Regions from separate parts of the Homo sapiens genome. Here all the other regions are linked to region 3. A link is a contact called in ENCODE Hi-C or POLR2A ChIA-PET data. All regions are on one chromosome and are shown on one strand. The core of a region is the stretch at or near the end of the contact, and the rest is flanking DNA. Distances in the headings are between cores, read along the strand shown.

The links. Hi-C counts contacts between places; a loop is a spot of excess contacts on that map. ChIA-PET counts read pairs that join two places held with the same protein, here RNA polymerase II (POLR2A). Pooled maps may share reads with other maps.
Region 1: a loop to region 3 is called in a map with no recorded cell type, with 9 times the contacts of the local background. The contact joins the promoter of AK4 here to the enhancer-like site in region 3. A Hi-C loop is called at or near these places in 4 of 37 single-sample maps with no recorded cell type and 5 of 50 pooled maps. POLR2A ChIA-PET finds 5 or more read pairs at or near these places in 1 of 52 experiments (common myeloid progenitor, CD34-positive).
Region 2: a pooled map shows a loop between it and region 3 (6-fold over the local background). The contact joins two enhancer-like sites. A Hi-C loop is called at or near these places in 3 of 37 single-sample maps with no recorded cell type and 5 of 50 pooled maps.

Annotation. Positions count from the first base shown.
Region 1 is chr1:65,146,845-65,149,547 of GRCh38, reverse strand. It overlaps AK4 (adenylate kinase 4), which reads right to left and starts at 1,345. Exons shown (of 5, transcript NM_013410.4): 1 at 996-1,345. The coding sequence starts at 1,140. RefSeq lists enhancers at 1-96, 97-815 and silencers at 409-688, 749-1,048, 1,429-1,928, 1,939-2,178.
Region 2 is chr1:65,173,369-65,176,068 of GRCh38, reverse strand. The region is part of intron 1 of AK4 (adenylate kinase 4); the gene reads right to left. Among named protein-coding and RNA genes, the nearest start is that of AK4, 27 kb to the right of the region's middle. Within about 2 kb of position 1,373, at least 11 of the 41 ENCODE cell types and tissues checked have a DNase peak (open chromatin) inside an H3K27ac peak, as active enhancers do.
Region 3 is chr1:64,862,931-64,865,636 of GRCh38, reverse strand. JAK1 (Janus kinase 1) reads left to right here. Exons shown (of 25, transcript NM_002227.4): 8 at 665-850. Among named protein-coding and RNA genes, the nearest start is that of JAK1, 100 kb to the left of the region's middle. Within about 2 kb of position 1,421, at least 27 of the 41 ENCODE cell types and tissues checked have a DNase peak (open chromatin) inside an H3K27ac peak, as active enhancers do.

The DNA.
Region 1 (2,703 bases), core at 96-2,595, 280 kb before region 3:
ACATCGACAGTAAAGGACCCCTGCTGGGAAGAACAACTTTTCATAAAGGAGTTGCTAATTACCAGCATCTCCATCCCAGAAGGGTTAAGAGCCTCGCAGCAGCACAACCGCTACCTCTCGCCTTTTAACGCCAATTCTTTCGGAACTGGTGTGAACGTGGAGTGGGAGGAGAGGGGGAAAGGGACGCACTCAACCCCGTCAGACTAAGAAATCAGGCGATCTATATATCCCCAAGTTCACCACGCCAGCCAAAGGAGGCATCTCATGCCAAGGGAGGCAGCTCAAGAAGCCATTTCCAGGAAAGCTGCATTACAAAATGTAATTTATCAGAACGAGTCTCCTCCGAGTCTCCTGACGGCCAGGCCCGGCGGCTTCGGGAGGGGGGGGAGTTGCTGGGGAGAGTTTACCTTAGAAGGCGACAACGAACAGACAGGCCTTTCAAAGCCACCCAGGGCTCTGCCCCGAGGCCCGAGGCTGCGTGGAGGGGCTGGAGAGGCGCGAGGCTGCGAGCCCCCCGGCGCCACAGGTTCCCCGGCGCGCGGCCCCGCCCGACTGCCACAGGTGGGCGGCGCTCCGCCTCTGGGCTCCCGCGGGAGGGGGCGCGCGGCTCTCTAGGGACTCGGGGGAGGGGGCCAGGGCTAAGGGGTACGGGGACGGCTCTGCCTTAAGGAGGGCAGCGTGAGACGGAAGCTCCGGGTTTTCCCTGCCTAGTTCTCGTTCCCTCGGCCGGGTGGCTCGGGCTATTCCTCGCGACAGGAGGAGCGGTGGAGAGGAGCCGTGGGCACCTCCCACCGGCCGCCCCTGGAGCCTCGGCCTCCTCCCCAGGCGCGGTTAAGCCGCGCGGCCGCCAGCTGCATGCGCCCCGGCACGTACGAGCCTGCACGACCACACGCGGGCGGGGGAAGGGCGCCGTGATCCGGGAGCCCCAGTCCCTCCAGGGCCTCACCCCAGCCCAACGCGGCTCGCCCCCGGCCCTCGTCCCCGCAGCCCCTCACCGGTGCTGGCCTTGATGTTCTCCCGCAAGAAGTGGCCGCTGGAGAGATGCTGGAGACCAAAGTTCTGGGCGATCCTCTGGCACACGGTGCCCTTGCCCGAGCCGGGCGGCCCGAGGATGACCGCGCGCAGGAGTTTGGAAGCCATTGCCTTCGCGAGGAGGGGGGCGGTCAAACGCGCAGCCCCGACCGCGGCCCCGGAGGAAGCCCCGGGAACTTTGTTTCTCGGCCCCCTACCTCTGGCACCCTCCGCTCTCACTGGGACTCGCCGGCCGCCCCTACAGGGGGAAGGAGAGACTTTTAAGACAACCCCTCCCCTCAGCCCAGCGCCGGGACCGAGTAGCAGGCGGACTGAGCGCCACGCTACACCTCCCCGCCCTTCTCCACCTCCTCGCCCTCCTCCACCTCCTCGCCCCCACGCAAAGCTGCTGAAGCGCGCCGTGCCCCGCCCTGCCGACTCGGCCTCCAGGGGTCAGAGGTCGGCCCGGCCAGTCCCACCTTCATCCTTAACTCCAGCTCGCTCCCCACGCCGCGTCCGAGAAGGGGGCCGGGCGGCCAGGCATCCCCAAGCCAGTCTCCGCCGAGCCGGGGAAGCTGGCACAAGCGGGGGTGACTCAAAGCCAGCCCCCGCCGCCCCACGCACCGGGCGGCCTAGGGGCTGAGCCCCTGCCCGGTCCTCGCACGTGGGCAACGTGTGGTCTGCGTCTCGTCCCCTCCCCGGCGGCTGTCACATCCCCCGGAGTCTCAGCTGCCGCCGCTGCCCGCCGCCCGCGCGCGCTCGGAGGGGCCCACCTCCGCCCGGGGTTGGCGGATGCGCTCCCCGGCCATGGGGCGCGCGACGAGCCCGAGCCCCGCGCCTCGCCACCAAAAGCAATCAAATAAACACACACCTTGGCTGGAGGCAGCACTCCGAGAGGCTTCCAGCCCGGATCCTGCAGGGCGGCGCCGCCTCCGCCCGCCCAGTCGCGGAGCCCCGGCCGGCCGCGCGGGACTCGCGCCTTACGTAAGCCCGGGAGACCGGCTCCGCGCGAGCCGCTGGCCGCCGCCCCCTCCCCTCCACTCCACTCCACTCCCACCCAGCCTGCCTGGCCCACGTGCTCCCTGCGACCCAGCGAGGGCTGCGGGGGCGAAGCGAGGTGCAGACCACGCGAGGTAGAGAAACCCCTTTTTTTCTTTCGCGGTCGCCTGGGGACCGCGGTCTACTGCAAGGGAAGGGAAAAATACAACTTGTTGAGCGCCTACTGTGCGCCAAGTTTGCGGCTAGGTGATTTCATTGTGTTTACAGCCGAGGAATGGAGCGTGACCATTCATTCATTGATTCATTCTGCAAATGTTTATTGAGTGCCTACTGTGTGCCAGAAACTATTCTAGGCGCTTAGGATCTAGCCGTGAACAACAGATCGAATCCTGCTCTCAAGAAATTGCGTCCTAGCGGGAGGCTGGAACCCAAGACTGACTGACTCCAAAGTCTAGGCGCCTTAGGGAACAGGGAAGAAGGGGATGTCCCTCACCTGTGTTCAGGACCTTCTTGGTAAATGATTCCAGGACTTCCATGCGCATTATGCTGGTGCTGCACCTATAACTCACCAAGTCCAAATGGAGTCTGTCTTCCCCCACTCCACCCTCCCCTGCATATCCCAATCCACATTCTGTTAGATCTGTGCCCACCTTACACACAGCCTTTAATTTCCCACCCCAACTAGTGGGATAA
Region 2 (2,700 bases), core at 124-2,623, 310 kb before region 3:
CCTTCTTTTAAAATTAAATAAGTAGTGAAAGTAAAAGATACTGGAGCTTCATAAGCCAAAAAATTTTGGACGTCCTATGTCAAGTGTATTTTCTTGGCCCGGGATAGGAACACATGCATTCATAAACACACCATGAACATCTGGTGTAATACCACACGCGGCTTTATATAAGCAGCGGAGGAGAAAAGCAGATTGGGATGAATGCAACAGAAGTTGGGCAAGGGAGCAAATAGGAAAACGGCAAGTAATCTGAAAGATTTGCCAAAATCACAGAAGAGTTTTAAACCCAGAATGTTTAACCGTCTCCTCAAGCTCATGTTCTGGAAATCTGCCTTGGTATCCACCATAGCAGGCACTTTCAGCCCTACAGAGTAGGATTACATTGGAAATCTCAGGGGCCCTCTGGATTTTCTTACTCTGTAAAAACCATAGAACAGCCTCCCTGTAACCTGAGCACAGCCCAAGTACTAGACGCATTCAGAGGATAAGGAGGAATGTCACTTTTAAAGCAACACAAATAGTAATTCCTTGCCATTGCACAAGGCCCAGAGTGTGAATCTATCCGGCTGTGCCATGCACCTTGTTGGCTGCCTCTCTGAACAGGATCTTGGCTGCAGCTCAGCAGAAGCAAGGCTGCTATTCTCCAGTGCCATCTGCTCACACAGGATGGATTGCTACTGCTGCCCATGAGAGTCTTCCCTCTCTCTCTCTGTAGTAACTCTGGCAATGCCCTGTTGGAGAACTACAGCAAGGGCTCCAAAAATGTGTGCTGCTCAGCAACCTCCGGAAGGGAAACGGGAACAGGGAGAGCTGATGCGGACACTCTTCTGACAGGACCTCCTCAGCAATCAGCAAGGACAAGCAGTCCACTGAGCGGGCCAACACACAATCATCCTTCAACAGCCAGCAAGAACAACGATACCAGTGGCAACAGTAATGAAACACTTAGGAAGTACTGGACCAGGGGTTGTCAAATGAAGGTCATGACCACTATTTTGGTTGTTTAAAATAAAAAGTGGCACACAAAAAGAGAAAATATTATACATTCTTAAAATGTGTTTCACTTAATTGCAGGATTAAGCTAATTCCTACCATGGAGCACATTAAAAATAGATATCCATAAAAATTTTAAAAAGAAAAAATAAATAAGCAAATATTGGGTCAAGTCTTTCTATACTCCCTTGTACGTATTATCTCAATTAATTCTTACAACAACCGTATGAAGTAGTACCATTATTATTCTTGGTTTGTGGTTGAAGAAATAGAAAGTGTTTGAGTAACTTGCCTGGCTGGCTTCCCAGTCAATGTGGTTCCAAAGCCTGAACTCTTAACACATGCCCTACAGCAAGTAGCTCCCTAGACCCTGTGTCCAAAGCCTTTGCTCACTTCCTCAAGCAATTTCTCTCACACCGTAATTCTTTGTTCAACCATCTGTCCCTTTCCCCTTTCCCCTTGTGAACTGAGAACACCTCAAGGGCAGGTCTTGTTGAGCTCAGTGACTTAAACAAAGGCTCAGGGAGCAAAGGATCCCAACAGTATTTTTTAAATTAAGTGAGTAAATGAGGTATGTTAAAAGAAAAAAGAAGGCAAATTGTAGCCAAGAAAAAAATAATAATAAGTCCTGACACTCGAGGATCTGTCTTTGCCAAAGGGAAATTCGGTCTCTGAATTTAAGAAAGAAAATTAAGAAAACTCAGTCTCTGAATTAAGAAAACGAGTTCCTTGTATTCTTAGAGAGACTTGGGGGAAAATAAACTTCATCTAAAAATTTAATCAGGTTAAAAAAAAAACAACTAGAGTGTCAAAACATCTGCCTATGCTTTGCTCTGGGCCCTTCATTCAGGAAAAACTAATGAGTTTTTGGATCAATAAAGGTAAGGCTAGGGTTTATTTGGGGGGTTGAGGGTGAAGAGGGAAACTATTCTGGATTAGAAAGCCAAATCCTTCTGGTATTGGAGGATTGAAAGCTGAGGAACAGAAAAAGAGCAGACTCTCCAGAAGGGAAAAGAGCAAGAAATCAGTGAGCTGAACCTAAGCCAGGGGAGGGGCAGGCAGTGGCTGAAGGGGTGTGTGGGGAATGGCTGATAGGTTTTTAGGACACCGGTGTCTAACATGCCATGTCAACTTCCTTGTGCCAGACTCTAATCCCCATCACCCCAAACCTTAATACAACCACCTCAGCTAAGTAGTCTATTTTTTTTTTTTTGAGACAGGGTCTCCCTTTGTCACCCAGACTGGAGTACAGTGGCACAATTATGCCTCACTGCATCCTCAGCTTCCCGGGTTTAGGGGATCCTGCCACCTCAGTCTCCTAAGCAGCTGTGGCTACAGGCGTGCGCTACCACGCCTGGCTAATTATTTTTGTATTTTGTAGAGATGAGGTTCCACCATGCCGCCCAGGCTCGAACTCCTGAGCACAAGCGATCTGCCCACCTTGGCCTCCCACAGTGCTGGGATTACAGGTATGAGTAGTGCTTTGGGAGAAGGAAAGAAGGAGGGTCGGGTCCAACATGGGATGAAGTCATACAGAAAGGGCAGCCTTTCCAAGGAAAGACTGAAACGCAGAAGTGAAAAATTACAGGGAAGTATGCAATCTGAGGAAGAGGTGACCAGAGAAAATACCCAGTATTAGAGATGTGGTGTGGAGTGCCGGGAAGCCACTGAGTAAAGGATGAGGGCCCAAGTCTTTCTAATTCGGTA
Region 3 (2,706 bases), core at 172-2,671:
CAGAGAACCCTGTGAAGATGTAAGCTATTTCATGAATAAGGAAAATGAGGCTCAAAGAGATGATGTAACTAGTTAAGTAATTGGCAGAGGCAGGAACTTAACCTAGATCTCTGGTCTCCAGGGCTCATGCGACACAAAATATTTTCACTTGTGCAGATATATATTATTCAGTGTGTAGATTATTTCAAGCATGAAATTCGTGTCTTCTCTGGAAAATCCCGACTTGAGTACTGTTACAAAGTCAAGACGATTGGTGATAGGAGAAAGCTCATGTTCAGCTCAGTGGTAACTGGGAAGAGTATGTTATCTGTTTGTGTCAGAGCATGTGTAGTAGTCTGGAAGTGAGGAGACCTGAATGTAGATGCATGTCTAGTGAGCAGTGATTTCCCTTTCTGAGTTTCCGTGCACATTGCGTATTATATAGTTTAGACAGTGTGCTCATTAAGGTCTCTTCCAGATATGAAAGCCCAGGATTCCCTGATACAACCCAGTTCTTTGGTCCTAACCCTGCAGGTGCCAACTCCCCCAATCCTGCAAGTCCAGAAGAGCTGGCTTTCTCTTCCTTGGACCTAGGCCCTGCATAGGTTTCCCAGCAGCACTGACCTTTTACCAATAGAAAATGAAGAAAGCAACTTAACCCTGTCCCTTTTATGTATCTTATCAGGTTGTTTCTGTTGAAAAGGAAAAAAATAAACTGAAGCGGAAAAAACTGGAAAATAAACACAAGAAGGATGAGGAGAAAAACAAGATCCGGGAAGAGTGGAACAATTTTTCTTACTTCCCTGAAATCACTCACATTGTAATAAAGGAGTCTGTGGTCAGCATTAACAAGCAGGACAACAAGAAAATGGTAAGTTTGTCCCAGAAGCTCTTAAGTCTGGATCTGGTGATGAGAGGGAGAATTGCTGAGTTCCGTTCTGCAGCACATGATTTTCAGAGTTCCTGTCCTAAAGAGAAAACAGGATTTTCTTATTGAAGCCAAAAAGTTCCTATTACCAAGGCATTCTCAGTGTTTTAAAGTTACACCGATACATTCCAGTGCCTTTCTTTGGTCTCAGAAATGTGAATCTGCCTTAGGATTTGCTTCCCTCCCAAATACACCTCAGCATCAATATTTAATTCACAAAGCTAGTGGATTTGAAGGAAAAGAAAACCAGCGAATGTCAGTGTTTCCTCCCAAGGGTTCTGGCACGGCCTCTCTGCTGAGCTGAAGTGCAAAGCAGGAAGCCCCACGTTGCCCTCAGGCGAGCCTCGGCCACAGTGGCAGTCATCGATATGGTGTCAGGCACACCCCAGTGACTCTCGGACAGAGGAAAGGGTGTTTAATCTCACTTCCTCTTTTTTGGTATCACTTGAGGACATAATCTAAACAAGCAGGAAGTGGGAACTCTGCCAAAATAAACCTGTTTGTGTCAGGGGAAGTCACAGCCAACAACATGCAGAGAGAGCGGCTGGTGAGACAGCTAGCACTCTTAAGGTGAGTGGAGCCAACACCAGGAAAGGCCACATTCTGCCAAAATGTGGCAGATACTGTGTCACAATGATAACGCTCAGTGCTGAGGAAGAGCCTGGTGATACGGTTTAGGGCAGACAGTCACTCTCTTGTATTCAGAATAACTTGTCTTTCTGATATAACCTTTTGGAAAACAGTTTGGTAACCTGTTAAAAGCCTTGAAAATATTTATATATCCCTCTGTTCAGGAATCTAGAGAATGAATCTATCTTCCAGAAACAATGTGAGAGGCAGGTTATGGTTTATGAATAAGAATATTCATTCCAGTAGTAATTAAAGTGTCAAAATTCTGAAAATAACTTAAATATACAATAATAGGAGAATAGGAAAATAAATCACAATTTGCCTGAGAAGCAGAATATTAGAAAATCAGGTTGCTGAATTTTTTAATGACCTGGAAAAAAGGTCAGGGGAAAAAGCAGGATATAAAACTTTACCTATAGAATGGGACCAGTTTTGTTCAAAATATCAATAGGTATGCATGTATATACACATGCTCTTAGAAAAATAAATATTAACAGCTACTTATTTATGGTGGCATTATGAGTGGTTTTAATTTTCTTATTCTCCCCTCCTTTTTTTTTAAACAAAAAACTTACATTAATTTTATTAGAAAAATATAGTAAAAACAAAGTGAAGAGGGAGAAGTAGAAGAGCTCAGATGGATGTTAATGGAAAGATGCGAAATGGAGGGAGAAAAGAAGAAGTGCTGTTGATGGAGCACATCCTGGATATCAGGCCCCGTGTTATATGCTGCATCCTGGATATTAGGCCCCGTGTCATATGCTGCATCCTGGATATTAGGCCCCGTGTCATATGCTGCATCCTGGATATTAGGCCCCGTGTCATATGCTGCATCCTGGATTTTAGGCCCCGTGTCATATGCTGCATCCTGGATATTAGGCCCCCTGTCATATGCTGCATCCTGGATATTAGGCCCCGTGTCATATGCTGCATCCTGGATATTAGGCCCCGTGTTATATGCTGCATCCTGGGTATTAGGCCCCGTGTTATATGCTGCATCGTGGGTATTAGGCCCTGTGTTATATGCTGCATCCTGGGTATTAGGCCCCCTGTTATATGCTGCATCCTGGATATTAGGCCCCGTGTCACATGCTGCATCCTGGATATTAGGCCCCGTGTTATATGCTGTGCCTGTATCTTGGTCTGTCTTAGTCCTTGTAAGAACCTTA